Regions from separate parts of the Mus musculus genome. Here regions 1 and 3 are each linked to region 2. The links are chromatin loops, found by intact Hi-C in ENCODE. Cell type or tissue: heart. All regions are shown on one strand. Each heading gives the region's core, and the rest is flanking DNA. Links, peaks and the distances in the headings are about the cores only.

Evidence for each region. A loop is a pair of places that touch in the nucleus more often than their neighbours do. Peaks named below come from ENCODE experiments on the same cell type or tissue, not always from the same donor. Only the 100,000 strongest peaks of a DNase experiment are listed, where the experiment ranks them.
Region 1: a loop joins it to region 2, with 7 times the contacts of the local background. A loop is called at or near these places in 22 of 42 quality-filtered maps.
Region 3: it touches region 2 in a loop (4-fold over the local background); 4 of 42 quality-filtered maps call a loop at or near these places.

The regions. Positions count from the first base shown.
Region 1 is chr3:65,525,067-65,530,704 of GRCm38, forward strand. It overlaps Tiparp (TCDD-inducible poly(ADP-ribose) polymerase), which reads left to right and starts at 3,381. Exons shown (of 6, transcript NM_178892.5): 1 at 3,381-3,566. 4931440P22Rik (RIKEN cDNA 4931440P22 gene) reads right to left here and starts at 4,348. Exons shown (of 2, transcript NR_027955.1): 1 at 4,171-4,348; 2 at 2,417-4,099. It also overlaps the pseudogene Gm22279. In heart, for the core only: CTCF peaks have their summits at 2,785, 2,985 and 4,225 (motif pointing right); DNase peaks (open chromatin) are centred at 3,285, 4,055 and 4,455; H3K4me3 peaks cover 2,925 bases; H3K27ac peaks cover 3,089 bases.
Region 2 is chr3:65,861,099-65,866,736 of GRCm38, forward strand. No RefSeq gene overlaps it. Among named protein-coding and RNA genes, the nearest start is that of Gm35039, 64 kb to the right of the region's middle. In heart, for the core only: a CTCF peak has its summit at 2,417 (motif pointing left); DNase peaks (open chromatin) are centred at 2,373 and 3,073; H3K4me3 peaks cover 782 bases; H3K27ac peaks cover 2,558 bases.
Region 3 is chr3:64,982,054-64,987,691 of GRCm38, forward strand. It overlaps a transcript of Kcnab1 not described here. Among named protein-coding and RNA genes, the nearest start is that of Gm25222, 90 kb to the left of the region's middle. In heart, for the core only: a CTCF peak has its summit at 2,487; no DNase peak of the experiment used is centred there.

The sequences.
Region 1 (5,638 bases), core at 447-5,446, 340 kb before region 2:
GTGAGGGAGGGGACAGGAGGGAAGGAGAGGCTCCATATTAGAAAATGAAATCCTTTTCTAGCAATTGAGCAGTTTCCAGGACTGTCTCCTTATGGGAACCATAATTACATGAGATCTAGGGAGATAAACTTTACAGCCAGGCAACCTTCTCCCTTCTTCCTCAAGACAAAGAAGAAGAGGAGGAAGAGGAGGAGAAGGAAGAGGAAGAGGGGAAGAGGAGAAAGAAGGAGGAGGAAGAGGAAGAGGGGAAGAGAAAGAGGAGAAAGAAGGAAGAGGAAGAGGGGAAGAGGAGAAAGAAGGAGGAGGAAGAGGAAGAGGGGAAGAGAAAGAGGAGAAAGAAGAAGAGGAGGAGGAAGAGGACGAGGAGAAGAGGAAGAGGAGAAAGAAGAAGAGGAGGAGGAAGAAGAAGAAAAAGGAGGAGAAAGAGGAGACGGATCATCCAAATATTTCTAATAAAGGAGAAAAGTACAATAGGAACTTTACAGCCCAATTCACCCTTCTTCTCATTCAAGGAATACAATCTTACCCTTTCTAGGATAGCCCAGAATGCCTGTCAGTTATGATAGGGGCTCAGCCTGCAGGCTCTAAGGGCCCTCATGATGTTACTGGTCCTTCTGATCAAGTGTGTGAGTCTGTGCTCACATCAGCAGCATGTATACTAAGAAAAGATTAGCATGGACCCTGTGCAAGAATGACATAACAATTCACAGAGCATTCTATAATTTTAAACTTTCATATTCCAAATTTAAAAGTCCTTAATTTTATATGTATGGTATTTCCTACATGTCGGTACTTATGTTTGTGCCTAATACCCATGGAGGTCAGAAGAGGGCATCAGATTCCCTGGAAATCGTTGTTAGCTGCCATGTGGCTGTTGAGAACTGCACATAGGTCCTCTCGGACACAGCATCCAGTGCTCTTAAGTACTGACTGAGCCATCTCTCCAACCCTCCCACCTCCAACTTTTTTTTTTTAAGAGTATGAGTTTCAGGGTTCTAGAAACCAATATTTAAACTAGCTCTGGAATTACATTTAATTATCAGCTCTTAATTGAATTAGGATAAGTTACCCTTAAGTGATCTATAGCCTTTTATATAAAATACCTTCCCCCAGCTGGGCGTGGTGGCACACGCCTTTAATCTCAGCACTCGGGAGGCAGAGGCAGGTGGATTTCTGAGTTCGAGGCCAGCCTTGTCTACAGAGTGAGTTCCAGGACAGCCAGGGCTATAAAGAGAAACCCTGTCTCGAAAAACTAAAAAAAAAAAAAAAAAAAAAAAACAAAAAACCCTTCTCACTTAGATGCTCAACTTGGTCATGTGACTTGCTTGGGTCAGTGACATATTAGTAATCAATTATACTGCTTGCTTATTGAGCCTTGTTTTTTTGGAATGCCCCCATTTTGTAATCCAGATTATCATTTTATGAGGAAGCCCATATCAGCCAGGTAGAGAAGCCACACACAAGAAAACAGACCAACAAGCCTTCTTTTTTTTCCAAGACAGGGTTTCTCTGTGTAGCCCTGGCTGTCCTGGGACTCACTCTGTAGACCAGGCTGGCCTGGAACTCAGAAATCCTCCTGCCTCTGCCTCCCAAGGGCTGGGATTAAAGGCGTGCACCACCACCACCTGGCTTCTCCAGCATTCTTAGATTCCATCTTTGCATTTTCTACATCATTGTCAGCTCATTTGTGCTGAGACACTAGCTTCGACCTTGTGTCCTAAGAGATTTCAGTTAGACTAGGCAGGCCCAGCCTTCAAGCTGTACAGATGAGCTACTGGCACTCTGTCCTGGTGGAATTCCTGAGCAAAGAGCCCGGGATCATGAACAAATCAGTTATGGTTTTAAATAGCTATATTTGGGGGTGATTTGTACATAGCAGTAACTGAAACAGTACTGAAAGTATAAAGAATGTATAAAAAAATTGTTGGAAGAGAATGGAATTTTAAAAGTAGCACGAAAGCAAATTGAACAAACAAAATAGATGAGAGAAAAAAATACGTAGTAAAATGATAGATTTAACCCCAAATATAGTATGTTCAACCGGAGACATGAGGGCTGCATGTGTGTGTCCCAGGATTAAGTTTGGATGCAACCCAACATAAAACCATAAATTTACTTAAAACATTGTTTTTGCAAATATTTTTGGTAATCATTAAGTTAGTAGGTAAAGTTGGGACAGTTTTAAAACGTTGGAAATACTGCAATCTTATTATAGTTTTTTAAAAATAGTTTAATTTTGCTTATATACTAGTCTTTGAATTCTGTCCCAACCTTTCCACTTTAGTCTGAGGGCCTTTACTTGATGCAATTTGAAACAACACTGCTGGGTGATCATTAATCTGGGTTAGCAGTGCCATAAAACTTGGGAACCACAGCCTCTGCTTAGCCTGTTTTTCCAGGATCCCCTTTTTTTTTTTTTTGAATAAGTACGATCTTTTAATTTTTTTTCTTAAATTCGGATTATACAAATTTAATGTTTATTTCCAACTAAAAAAACAACAACAACAAAAAGCTATTGAATACATGAAGTTACAATCCAGATGCCAGTTTCATGTATATTTTTGAGGTTAACTCTCGGTTCCCTAAGTCTCTATGAGTGCAGGGCGTGGGGTCTGGGTGATGAAGGTCGTAGTTCTAAACCTAGTACACGCTCGGCGCGGAAGAGGCGCTCTGACTTGTTAAATGAATTAGTCACTACGTGATCCGTGGGCTGCAAAACACGCGCATAGGCATCTCTATTGTCAAAACCCTAACATTGGCTTCCCCTAGCGGAGGCTGTCCGGGAACAGGCGGCGGGGCGGGCTCAGCCTTCCCGCCCGTACGGCGCGGGGCCGGCGACCCCGTCTGGAGGCAGCGGCGGAGGCGGCCACTCGCTTCCCCCTCGGGATCTGGAGGCGTCTTGAAAGGAGGCAGATAAACAAAGGCAACCGCACCGAAACCGGCCGTTCCGTCTCACAGCCTCTCTCACATCGCGTGCCCGGGTGTCCGCGGAACACGGTGACCCTGCATCTGTCCGCAGGCAGGTGGAGTCCGCCCCACGCGGCGCGCGCCTCCTCTCCTCGCAGGCTCACGGGGGGTGGGAGGTAGCCTCCCCGGCCTCGCGAACCGTCAGAGCCTCGGGGACCCTCGGCCGCTCGCGAGCGGACACTCCCCTCCCTCCTCCTCCTCCTCCCCGGAGCGCCGAGCCGCCGCGCGCCCCTCCGTCCGGAGCACGCGCACGGGAGGCGGGGCCCCAGCTTCCCGGCACTCACTGATCGCCCGGCCCCCTCACCCCACCCCACCCCCTCTCGGCCCCGAAGCTCCTCCCTCCCCGAAGACGAGCCGGCCCGGGGGAGGAGACCGGAAGCCACTTAAAGCAGAGCTGGAGCTGACAGGCGAGCGAGCTGGAGCCTCGAGAGCAGTTGCGGCTTTCAGCGCTCAGGTCCGCGGAATGGCCCGCGCGCCGCTCGCCGCGTCGGCCGCCCACGACCCCTAGACACCGGCCCTCGTCCTCGGCTCGGACCGCTGGCGCAGAGGCGGCCCTCCACGCCGCGCCTGGGCTGCGTTCGAAGGGCGGCTTGCCTGAGGTAAAAGGGGCTGGGGGGTGGGCAGCGAGCGGCGGAGGGACCCCCAGCGGGATGGCGGGCGCCAGCCTCGCCGCCCCGAGTCCCCGTCGGGACAGCGGCGGATCCCTAGACTGCCCGGGAGAGCTGAATGCGCTCGCGTCCGTCGGTGGCGGGGTGGGATCGGGTTCAGCGCCGGGAGCTGGGCAGGTGGATAGATGGACTGGCGCCGCAGGGCTTGCGGGGCCGCCCGCGACTCCTCTCGGGGGGTTGCAGCCGGGGCAGCCCCTGCGGGAGGGCTCGGCGCTGCGGGAGCGTTCCGGCCGGCGCGCGTTCCGGGCTGCAGCCCAGAAGTTTGCAGGCTGTGTTCGAGTTAACTTTGAGTGCCGCACCGGTTCCCCTTCCTTTTCCCCGCCACCCGGAGTGTCCGCTGCGGCTCGGCCCTGCAAGCTCCGGGACTCGCCAGCCGGTCCTCGGGAAGGAGGCAGGGCCGGGGTGGGGGGGAATTCATTGTGGACTCGCCTTGAGTGGCTTCGGGGAGGCGGGGAGGTCGGGTCCTGAGGAAGGTGGGCCGGGAGTGAGGGGGCGCCCGGGTCCCTGAGGACAAGGTGAGGGCGGGGATGCTCACCCTCTCGGCGAAGTGCGGAGCCCGGTGGAACGGGCGCGGCGGGAGGTCGTGGCTGCGCGGAGCGCGGCCGGCAGGAGGCGTCGCTCGGACCCGGGCGTCTCACTCCTTGGCTGTTTGGAGCCGGCGGTTTCCATGGAAGGTGTGACCAGCTCGTGGTGCCAGACGACCGGGGCGTCACGAGGTGAAGGGTGGCGCGATTGGGTTGCCCGCTGCGGGCGACCGGAGGAAACGACCTTCCAATCTTTTTATTTTTCTGTTATGCAAACTAATTGAGGAACTGGTGGCTTCCGCACTCCACTCCTCTGCTTCCTAGTTGAGTTTCCGAGTTTGGTGGAGGGGCAGTAAGAGGAAAAGTTGTGTGCGTGCGAGTGTGTGTGTGCGTGCGTGCGTGCGTGCATGTGCGTGTGCAGAAGTATAAATAAAATCGCTTTAGTATTTTGCCTGGATTGGTGTGATAGGAGGGGATAGTGTGCGTGCGTAGGGGAAGGCACAGGCGGGTTAGATACGGAGAGGGAATACCACAATCTGTGCCAACTGAGCCTTGAGGCAAGAGCACCGAATGATGAATAATAACGCCTGGCTTGGCTGCTTTCCAGTTATTTATGTCTCATGTCAGATCCCTCCTTCGTGAGGCTTTCTCTAACAATGCCAGCTCATACTGAACTCAAATATTTATTTATTTAAAATAAATAAATCTCTTTTGTACTTAGACTAGCACTTTGTTCCATGCCTTGTGTTTTTCTGAGTTTTGATTATTCAGCACTTTTGTATACATAGACTTATAAATCCCTCCTAGATCTTTATATTCGTTTTTTAAAGCACGAAGTCTTACCATTTTGGGTTTTGACCTTCAACCAAGAACAAAGCATCTAATGTGTGCCTTTTCTAAAGTAATTCAGCCACAAAATACAGACATCCTCAGTGGTGAACAGTGCTAGGTACTATACTGGACTCCTAATGCATGCTTGATTAAATCATAGGTTCTTACATCAAGGAGTTCTTTCAGTCTATTGGACAAGAAAAAAGACCATTAATTGCTCATCACTGTCCCTTCTCATCTGGAACAATCTCAGTAAATACCTGGAAATCTCAGTCATTTTAAAGGATCTGGTTCTTGAAAGGAAAAAAAATTCAGATTCTGAAATTTGGTGTTTTTTAATATTTGTATTTTTTTGGTTATAATATACTTTCATTTGTTTTTTTTTTTTAAAGTGGATAAGTGTAACTTTTCTAAAGACAAGGACCCTTTGTATAATCGTGCTGTATTAAGTTTCTAAGGCACGGTACAGTGGTTGTTGAAGTTAGGCATATCCTGATATTCCTTCAGGAATTTTTTAAAAATTTAGAAATCTTTAACATTCAATAATTAAATACTAGAACTTTCAGAATGTAAAAACATTAGCAGGCTTCTGGCTTTCTCTTGTATCACAATTCACTTGAAAGCTTCTGTGTCTATCCTTACACACAT
Region 2 (5,638 bases), core at 187-5,186:
CCTACTGACAAGAATTTCCATGGATGGGTAAGGAGCAGGCGTCAGGCAGGGAGTTCTGGCTCAAAGCATCCTTCCTGGCTGGTCTTTGGCTACTCAACAAAACTCTCTGAGCTGTGCTTTCTTGTTCATTTCTCTTTCCAAGCAACAAAAGTCTGATCAATCATCATTCAGAACTTCACACTGCAGGAAGGAAGCCTCGAGGACATCAATGACAAGACGATCAGTATCCATTCGGTTCCAGGAGAACCAGCAACCCTCCCTTACTCACAAGCTTCATCCAGCAACAGCAGCTACCTAGGTGAAAAGCCACTGGCTTTGAAGATGTGCTAGGAATTCCAGTGGCCGAGCTGCTTTCCAGGGCTGCTAACAAGCATTGGGACTGACTGCCCCGTGAGCTCTCTCCTCTGACAATGAAGCAACAGAAAGGTCAGCGGCCGGACACAGAAAGAGGAGAAGGGTCCTGAATAAACACAGACAGTTTAATCAACCATGAAGAAACCCAAGAGTTGACTGAAAGTGCTTTGTCAGGGCAGAAGGGAGGGCCTCTGCCCTCGGAGAAAGGCGAGGAAGGTTGGAGGTCACCTCACTGACCACAGAGGCTGCCTTGGTGCAAATGTTAGTGGGAAGACTCACAAAAACCAGAAGGGCTTAGAGAGAGAGAAAGGGAGGGGGGAGAGAGGGAGCAAGAGAGAGGGAGGGGAAGGGGAAGCCAGCATTTGGGCGTTTTCCAGAGGACTGGGCAAACAAATGTTCCCTGGAAAGAAGACAAAAATATCTTAGTTCAATAGGAAGGGAAGACACATCTACCGTGAGGACTGGAGAATCCGTTAGCCCCTCAGGTTTTCATCCTTCAGGCCTGTCATCTCTGATCCCGGATTCCTTGGGGTATTTGAAAAATTGCTTTATTTGAATTACATCAGTGTCTTTTACATTTAAAACCATCAAGGTCAAACTATGTTGATATGTGGAAGGGAATTTAGATGAAGGGGGGGGGGGGGTGAGTCCTCTCTCTGGCCCTGTAATTACTTTCTTTGTAAGCCTGAATACCCAATCAGATGAATGTCTTCTCCACGCATCTTGTCACCTTTAAACAAAGGAATCTGGAAGCCACAGCAACATCTGTGTCCAAATATAGCCAAGCCTGTTTATTTTATTTTAATTGAAAATCAAATGACTTTAGATGAACAAATCATTTAGAAACAGCACATTTTTAGGTAATTCTTAAGATCATTTTGCCAACCAAGAAAGCAGCTTGATGTCAGGCTGTCTTCATAGGATCTTCTGAGCTGTGATGCTATCAGCGTGAAATCAGGGAGAGCATTCAAAAAAAAAAAAAAATCAGGGATGGCTTGAAGTGATTTGCACAAGAATTCTCGTTCCACAGGAAACCCACGTTCTAGACACAGGCTGACCCTTCCCTTGTAAGTAAGCTCACTCACGTCATTTGCTTACTTTTTTCTCAGCACAATTAAAGATGCAATTCATTAAAAGTCACAAAACGTTGTTTTGACAGACATTTCTATTAATGCTAGCAAACACGGAGCCAGTTCTAAGCCAACGCCGCCCTCACCTCTGCAAGTGGGAGAGTGGCTTTCAGACCCTCAGAGTTCCCATGAGTGACTCACACCTGCAGTGATCTTCCAGTCTGGGGTCTGGCCTGACAAATGCTTATTCCTTTAGGCTCACTGTGGTTTCTTTTAGAGGCAAGCCTGTGTGCTCAACAGTTTATGAAAGGGTAATAGGAACAGGAAGATAGTCGTGTTGTTTTTTCCTCGACCCTTGAGGATTAAGAATAAAAATTAAGCCAATTAAGGGGCCCCGATTGCCCTGAATGTCTTAGGAGGAAATGACTTTTTAAGGCATGTGGGAGTTATTAAAAAAAATATATCCCTTGGAATATTTCCTTCTGTGTGTTGATACACAGAGGCCTGTGGAATGGGCTCTCAGAAGGAAACAGTGACTTGGATAGAAACCACGTTGCTGTTGTAAATAGAAAGAGGTCAAGAGAGAGGTCGTATGCAGTTTTCCAGTTATCTTCTCATTGTGAGAAGTCACTGAATTCAGATACATCATGAATACTCTGGATAATGAAGGATCCCCCCAAACCATGTGTGGTAAGAAAAACATCAGGGATCTTTCTTTTTTTTTCTTCCTTCCCCCCCTCCTCCCCTTTTATTCTATTTATTGACATTCACCTTGAACCGTACAGTTTGGTTGTCATACTTTTCGGTGTCTGATGTCACAGGCAAACCATGCAGTATCAATGAGACTGTGACAGGCCGGAAGAGAGAGGCTTAGCCTCGCCTTTTGCATAGCACAAACAGCCTAGTGTGTTGGTGTGAGGCTGATTGCCTTGTGAGGGACCGGCCTCCTGCCTGGGATGTTCTCCGTCCTCTGTCTGCCCCCTAGTGGAAAGGTGAGGAATATGTGGGAGTTCGCTGAGGGTGTCTGAACGGAATCTGAAGTAAGGCTTCTTGAGACCTTCCTTCTACAGCCCCGTTTTCAAGCATGGCCTCTTCTTCACTCGGAGGAGAAGAACGCCAGCTCATTGAGTATTCTGCAGCCTCCCTAGAATGAATACCTCCATTTTGGTGTGCTTTTTCTAAGGCCTTCAGTCTGCCTGTGACAACCCTAATCCCCACGTCACGACACTTTCGCATGTGCAATCAGCGCCAGACACTTTTCCCAGGACGTGAAAATTATTCTTAGAGTCCCACAAACTAAAGAGTCCCACAGCACAGTGCTGTGCTGTTGAGCATGCTGCCACCACAAAAGCCCTGCGTTTCCCAGAATGTGTCTCTGGGATTTGTCATTTATTCACGAGAAACCTGCTGGTTGCCAGACACTTGGTTCTGGAGACACACAAACACTTGGCCAAGGCTCCTTCCTAGGGAAGCCTGTGGCCCAGAGAAGGAACAGTCTATCCTTGATTGCCACAGGATTCGGTCTGTGTTCCTACATACCCACGCTGCGCTGCAGTAGCAAAACCCATGGGGGCAGAGCCAGGGGATTGGTTCCAAATTCTAGTCACAACAAAGCTAAGCCAGCGAGTGCTTTGTTCAAATGACTCAGGTAGATAAATGAGGCCAGCACAGGCCGTCCTGACACCACACACCTCTAGAATGCCCTGGCTGTGCTCGGAGCCTCTGATGTCACCCGGTATTTTCATCCCTCCCCAAGTCAGAGTGTTCTGTGTCAGCTATGCGGATGTTGCTAAGGGGCTGGCCAGTTTCGCGGTGCGCTCCCTTAGCCGACCTGCATGCTCTCCCTGCTCTGGTGGCAGTCGGCTCGTGCCAGCCCTCCGCACTGCTTCGCTCATTTCAAGCCTCACTTTGGTTTTTGTTTTCTTCTTGAATCCCATTTTCTGCATTGCTGATTCCCAGATATGAAAGACCTAGAAAGGACGGATGAGCATTTCAATGACCCCAAAGCACTCTGTGTCGGGTATACAGACTCATACTTAAGGGTAATGGTGTTATTATTGGTATCGGAAATGCTGGAAGAAGAAAAACAAGATTGATATTCGAGGCTTCTGGCTCATGACAAGAATTAATGCAGAGAGGGTGGAGTCAGTGCTAGCTTGATAGTGAGACATCCAATGCAGGAGGATGCCTGCACAGAGCCCGGACAAGATGGCCTGTTTCCTGGGCCTGAGGTGTTGTGTTCCTCTCTCACTGATGCCCAAATTGGGTGAATGGTCATCTTCGCTAGTCCTCTCAGGCCTCCTTGAGAAACGGAATTGGGAATGGAGGCCAATTAGCCACCACCATACTTTTAGATGTAAGATATTTTAACAGATAAGAAAAGAGTATTTGCCATTACAAAACTTCTGAGAGAGATGGCAATCTAGGAGAAGTGGGACATAAAGGGAGGGGGGAGGCCAGCTGATTATTGTCCCATCAGAGGCCACCTGAAAAATCTTCCACACTTGGAGGAAATTAAATCCCCCTCTGCTGGGTGCCATGCCATACCAACAGGGGCAGGAACAGCAATGGCAGTCACCCAGGGCTCTGCAGATGGCAGTAATGTGAAAGCCGGGTGCCCTGAGAAAGGGGTCCCGGATAGCATGCTCCCACTCAGTCCTTTCTACCCTTCAGGGAGTACTGCAGTCTCCATGTGTGGAGGCCTGGTGAGCTTGGTCAGGAGGTGGAGGTCAAAAGCAGAGATGATGACTCTGGAGTTGGCCTGGAAGCCTTGGTTTGCCCTAAGGCTCTTGTGGCCTCAGCTAATGGGAGTTTTTTTCCTAACTGTAAATGTGGTTCCTTCTTCACATCTTGAACTTAACCTCTGCTTACAGACCTCCCACTGCTGCTTTAGTGCGGTGTTCTTCTAGTTACCCCATGTCTTAGTTACTTTCCCATTGCCCGGGTAAAATGCCATGACTGAGGCCACTTATTAATGAAAGCATTTTTATTTGAGGCTTACAGTTACAGCGGGTTAGAGTCCATGAGTGTCAAGGTAGGGAGCATGGCAGGCAGGCAGGCAAGCAGTCAGGCAGGCAGGCAGGCAGGCAGGCAGGCAGGCAGGCAGGCAGGCAGGCAGGCAAGCAGTCAGGCAGTCAGGCAGTCAGGCAGGCAGGCGGGCAGGCAGGCAGGCAGGCAGGCAGGCAAGCAGTCAGGCAGTCAGGCAGTCAGGCAGGCAGGCGGGCAGGCAGTCAGGCAGTCAGGCAGTCAGGCAGTCAGGCAGTCAGGCAGTCAGGCAGGCAGGCAGCAGGCAGCAGGCAGGCAGGCAGGCAAGCAGTCAGGCAGACAGGCAGGCAGGCAGGCAGGCAGGCAGGCAGGCAGGCAGGCAGGCTGTGGAGCAGGAGCTGAGAGCTCACATTCTGATCCATAGGTAGGTAGCAGGCAGAAAAAGAGATAGGCTTAGGATGGCCCTGGGTTTTTTTGAAACCTCAAAGCTGTCCCTAGTGACACACCTCTTCTGTCAAGGGTGCATCTCCCAATTCTTCCCCAAACAAGTCTACCAACTGGGCACGATATATTCAAAGATATGAGTCCATGAGGCCGTTCCCATTGAAACTACCACAGCCTTCCAGGTCCCAGTTATACTTTCAATTGGTATGATAGAAGAGGAAGAGAAGAGGAAGAGAAAGAGAAGAGGAAGAGAAGAGGAGGAAGAGGAAGAGAAGAGGAGGAAGAGGAAGAGGAGGAGGAAGAAGAGGAAGGAGAGGAGGAGGAGCATGAAGAGGAGCATGAGGAGGAGGAAGAAGAAGAGGAGAAGGAGGAGAAGAAGGCAGTGACAATAAAATAAGTAACTCCAGGAAAAAAAGATTTAGTTGATTTCACTTCCAAATCACCACACATCCTTCACAAGGGAAGTCAGGACAGGAAATCAAGGCAGGAACGTGGAGGCAGGAACGTGGAGGCAGGAAAGTGGAGGCAGGAGTGGAGCAGAAGCTTTGCAGAAGTGCTGCTAACTGGCTTGCTCTCCCTGGCTTTCTTAGCTTTCTTATAAACCCCAGGACCACCTGCTTAGAGATGGTACTGCCACGGTGAGCTGGCCCTCCCACATCAATCATCAGTCAAGAAAATGCCCTACCGACTTGCCTACAGATGAAGGCATTTCCTAAACTGATGTTTCTCTTCCCAAAAATCTAACCAGGACAATTCCATTAAACTTTCACTGACTCTGCATTTTT
Region 3 (5,638 bases), core at 447-5,446, 880 kb before region 2:
CTTCTCTCTCACAGCATGGGTTGATCTTTTCTTTATATAAGCTTGTCAAGTGTGTGTGTTTCTTATCAAAGTTATTCTATCTCCACCAGGACAATGAGGATTAGAGCTTTTCTATTCTATAATCCTACAAAACCTTTGGGCTTTGCAAGTTCTCATTACAAGTGTGTTCTTAACTGAGGAGCATCCATTCATAAGTTGGGGAGCATTAAAAATATTAAAGAGCAAATTGGAACATCTGATCCCCACCAGCAGTGTTCTAGCTTCCTACTAACAGTGCCCTAGCTTCCTGTCTTCTTCCATATTAGACATTAAGGTTATCTGGTTGTCTTTGCTGAATTCCATTCCCCATCTGAAAAACAGACTAAATCAACATCACAGCAGCAGGTCACATGTTACCAGAGGCTGGGTTCACTCTTAGATTTTTCTGTGGACCTAACATGGCACTTGTTCCAATGCTGATTAGTTTTGTTTAAACGTGGGGAATTTCTGTATTTATGTTTATTATTGGCAAGTAGACAAGGCCTCTCACATTAGCTGAAGTAGGACTGGGAACTCTCTGCATAGCTTCAGTTTCAAGTTCATGGTAAATAATAAGTAAGTAAGTAAGTAAATAAATCCTGCCTCCTATGTAATGGGACTATTAACTTCAATCACTGCACCTCCCTCTACTTGAAGCAATGAAAAGAAACATGTATTGGCTCCCTTTAAAAGATGGACAGAAAATAATAACACCTACAAAGTAAATCTTACACAATCCTGAGCTCACTACCATTTCTCCCCATTGGCTCATACAAATTCATTGCTTCTTCTATTGTAGTAGATCTTTAGAAAACACTCAGAAAATGCATTTTTTCTCATGTCTTCACTTAACACGTGAATTCTCATTTGATCAAATTAGAATTTGAGCTAACTTGTTCTCCAAATGGTTGTAATATGATGGTACCTATCATCAATACTGTACTCTTCCTGCCTTGAGTAATGTGCTTAGAATAAAAATATTTAAGAGGGACTAATATGGAAGTGACCCAAACTCCCAGCAGCTCAAGTTCCTCTCCTGCTAGCTTTCCCCAGTGTCAGATGGTATTGTCAGAGTGGAGACATCTTAGAGGCTGCCATCACACTGAGTCGGATAAGGGGGAACTACACAAAGTTTCTAGAAGGCAGATGGAAACAGGAAGAAGAGAGCCTTGGCCTAAAACCAAGAGGAGAGGGTAAGAAACAGGTGCTCTATATTGATAGGCAGCCCCAAGGTGAGAACATACATAGTGCTTCACACTGACTTCACACAAAGAGACAAAAGGGGGCTGAACAAGGGGAAGTTAAGTCAGGAGCACCTTACCCAGCTAAGACATTTTATCAGACATGTCCGAGTTTGAGGGTACTTGTTGGCTGTTGGTTTTCACTGCTCTCAAAATAAACCTTCAAAAGAGCAGTTTGAAGCACTTTTTTACTCTAAACACCTTTCTGAGATGGATGAGTGTTCCGTCATAATGAGAATCTAATAACCTCACACAACGATTTGCACACAGGCTCAGCCTCTCCCCCTTTCTTCTCTTATAGCCTCCTACTCTATAAAACAAAAGGAACAAACCCTTATGGGAAAATAGCATTTACACTGAGGGCTTATAGAAGGCACCAGGAAGGTAATCTGTTCTGCTTTCCATAAGATTGCAGGGCTGAGGTACTGGGGAAAAGTATTTATTTTGTATTAAAATAGAACTCACCATTGTCTTCCTTGTACCCTCATATTTCGTACATTTCTTTACATGTTCCCATGGCCTGTTCTTTCCATGGGATGCTTGGCACATTCCAACCTGCTTAAAGGAGCTATGGCCACGTCTACAAAACAATAGCCTAGAAAATACTGCCTGTGCAGGAGTCATATTAAGACACGCTGACATGATTTATTTTAGGCTGGTCTAATTTGGGTCAGTCCTGGGGCCTGTGCTGATTTCCCTGAGCCTCAGGCTGTGTCTCTCCTGCAACATTTCTGGAGGGACAGAGATGGCACTGAGATGGATGAGGCTGGGAATGTATGTGATTTAAAATCTGAATAGGCTGCTGGTAGTGGACCTGAAAGGCAGAGCAAAGTGGCCTGTTCAGTGCTGAACCACGTGCTTATTGCCTAGGGAATGGAACGGACATTCTAAAACAAATACGGCTTGGCAGTGTCACTTTAAATAAGAAATGCCCCAGAACCTGAGTATGATTGCAGCTCAGAATATTGAGAGCTGAAATTCCAATTTGTTTTGAAATTTCCACTGTGATTTTCTAGGGTAAAGGCTGCCTTGATGAAAATATCAGATTCAAAGCTTAAGAGTAAGACTGAGTTACATGAACCATATTTTCTCATGTGGAAGTTGCTCCTCTGAACACAACAGGTATTTTGGAACCTGGTTTTCTTGACAATGGAGCAACCATAGACCAAAAGATTGTTTCCACTGCCTCCCCTACCAAACACTTCTGAATTTCCCTTCAGTGCTTGTGGATGTCAGTAGGGTGTGCTATTTCACAAAGAAAAGGAAGCTTTTTCATTCCTTGTAATGAAGCTAGCAGGCTGCTTTTCATCAGAATCAATAGCGTTACCTGATTGTGTCAACAGGACATTTTTCATAGTGAGAAAAAAAAAGCTAACATTATGTCTGGCATCCTCTTGGAAGCCCAGTTGCCGTAGCAGATTTATTGTAGCCTAACCCAGTTAGAAGTTTTATTATTTTAATTTTAATTTTTAAGATTTTTGATTCTAGGGAATTTCATACACATAAACAATACAATAATATCATATCTACTCTCTGAATTTCTATCTTTCAACTCCTTCTATATTTCCTTCAACATGTCCCCTCCCAAACTCATCTCCCTCCCCCCACCTTTTTTCCCTTTGTCTACTACTCTCTGGATCCAATTAGTGCTACACATATGGACATGCATATGGAGCCATGCACTGGATCATGAAACACCTTCTTAGTTGTAAAAACAAAACAAAAGAAAACACAAAATACAGAACATAAAACACAGCTCATAAAAGAATGGTTTTGCCCCTCTGAGCAGCTATGGACGAACAGTGGCTTCTCAGTAAGAAGTAAGGTGTTGAGAGCTCCTCCTCCAGCTAAGCTGGGGTTTGGTTGGCTTGCTCTTATGCAGGTCTTGTGCAGACAACCTTGGCTGCCGTGAGTTCATGAGTACAATAGCATGGGCAGAAACCTTTCCCAGCACTCTTCCCCAACCTCTGTCTTTCCCATTCTTTCTGCCTTCTCTTCCACAATGTTCTTTGAGTGTTGGCAGGAACAGGGGCTAATAGAGATATCCCATTCAGATTAAACATCCCATCTCTTATTTTCAGTGCTTTCACAAATTATGCATCTCTTCATAGACCACTATTCTCTGCAACAAGAAGCGTCTCTGTCCAGTCTGAAAATGGCACAGGTTTATAAGTGTAACTATACATATTTAGAAGACAATTTGAGAGCATTGCCATTTGGCAAAATAACAACTGCTGATTCTACTCCATTGACACTCTACAATAGTTTAGAAGTGCAATCAATATATCTATCCACGGGTGACTGAATAAGAGAAATGAGGCACATATACACAATGAAATATTACTCAACTGTAAGGAAAAATGAAATCCTGAAATTTGCAGGTAAATGGATAAAACAATAACAACAAAGGAAACATACTGAATACGGTATCTCAAGTGCAGAAAGACAAATGCAACCTGTTTTCCCTGTGTGTGTTAAACTTGAAGCATATATCTGGGAAGCCAGAAAAGAACCTCTGGGAAAGAGCCATGTTAAAGGAGGGTTTCAGATGAAAAGAAAGTAGAGAAGTGGAATACTGGGCATGGGGAAGCTTATACAGGAAGAACAACAGAAGTCCAGGGAAAATCGAGATGTGCAGGTAGAGGGTTAATTAAAAGGAAGGTAGATAAGAAACCCCATTGACGTCTACTTTCTTACAACCCAATTAAAAATATAACTGGAGGAATATTATAATAAATGTGATAGAAAAGAAGGAATAACCTGGTGGTTAAAGGATTAAGTGGGGCACATGAAGGAGATTTCATCATTGGTACTGAAGTCCTTGTCAAAAAGCCTGTAGTTAAGAAGTTCATAACCACTACAGTAGACCTGCTATTGTTATTTTGCAAAATCACCAATTGCATGTTTTACTGAGCAAATAGTCTATGGTACCAACTCCTAAGCATGGCTGACTGAGTGGCAAAAGAGCAGACCTCTCACTCCAAGCTATATTTGTTAATTTATTTTTTTACTGGCATAACAGAAATATCTGACAGAAGAATCTTAAGAGAGGAAGAGTTTATTTTGGCTGAAAGAATATGAATATGGTCTACCATGGCACAGAGAACAACACTTCAACTAAGACTGTAGCAGAAGAAAAATAAAGCAGTTGGTCACATTGTTTCCAGTGTCAGGAAGCAGGGAGACACAGAGATTTAGCCTGTACCTTTTCTTCTTTCTGTCCATGGAATGATGCCGTTCACACTCATACTATGCCTTCTTCAGTTAACCCTCTCTGGAAATTTTCTCCAACATACCCAAAAGTGTGTCTCTTAGGTGATTATAAGTCAAACCAAGTTAACAATAAAGGTAAACCATAATACTGGCCTTCCTTTGGAAAATATTCTGTGTGTTCATCCCAGGTCATTTTGGTTTTGCTTGCTTTAGCCTTTTTATTGAAAGGAACTTCAAACTACAGAAAACAAGCAAGAATAATAGAGGCGTACTTGTAGCCCTTTGCTCTTAACACAAATGTTTTGGCTCTATTTGTTTTAAAAACTGCCCATGATCCAACAAGCTCCTTCCCCACATCTTTTGCCTTATTTGTTTTCCCAAACTTTTGAGAGTAAGTTACATGGTCCTCTGTCCTTCAATAGTTTGTACAAAGTCAGTATTCCTGAGGATATCCCTGAACAAGTACTATCATAGTTTGCTTTATGTAACTTTATAAAACACTGATCAAAAATAACTTGGGAAGAAAAGGATTTATTTGGCTTACAGGTTACTGTCCATCGTGGAGGGAAGCTAAGGCAGAGGAAACTTGAGGCAGGATCTATAGCAGAGGTCATGGAGGAACACAATGCTTACTTGCTCACTCTCTTGGATTACCCAGTTACCTTTTACAGTGGATGCCCACCTGCCCAGGCATGGCACTGCTAGTGGGCTGGGCCCACCCCATCAATCACCAATCAGGAACATGTTTCTCAGACGTTCCCATAAGCCAATCTATGGAGGCCACTCCTCAATTGATACTCTTTCTTTCCAGGTATGAGTAAATTTGTATCAAATTGACAGAAACTATGACAGTTACCAACTTCAATAAAATGTTCTTTAATGGCCTATGTTATCCTACCATCTGCATTCCAATTCTGTAAACCAACATAGGAATACTTTTGGTGTCTCCTTTACATTCTAGTTGAAAGGGTATGGTATTAGGTTGCACACTTTATTGTGTTCTCCTATCTGTTGGGTCTGTTTTCAGTCCACTGCAGTTCAGTCAGAATTAACTATTGCACAGAGAGGATACAATAGAGTTGTAAATACTGAGGCCAGTGCAGATTTGGAGATGACCCTATAATGCTGCAAATCACTGTCTATTTGCAACCCTCCTTGTTGGGCTA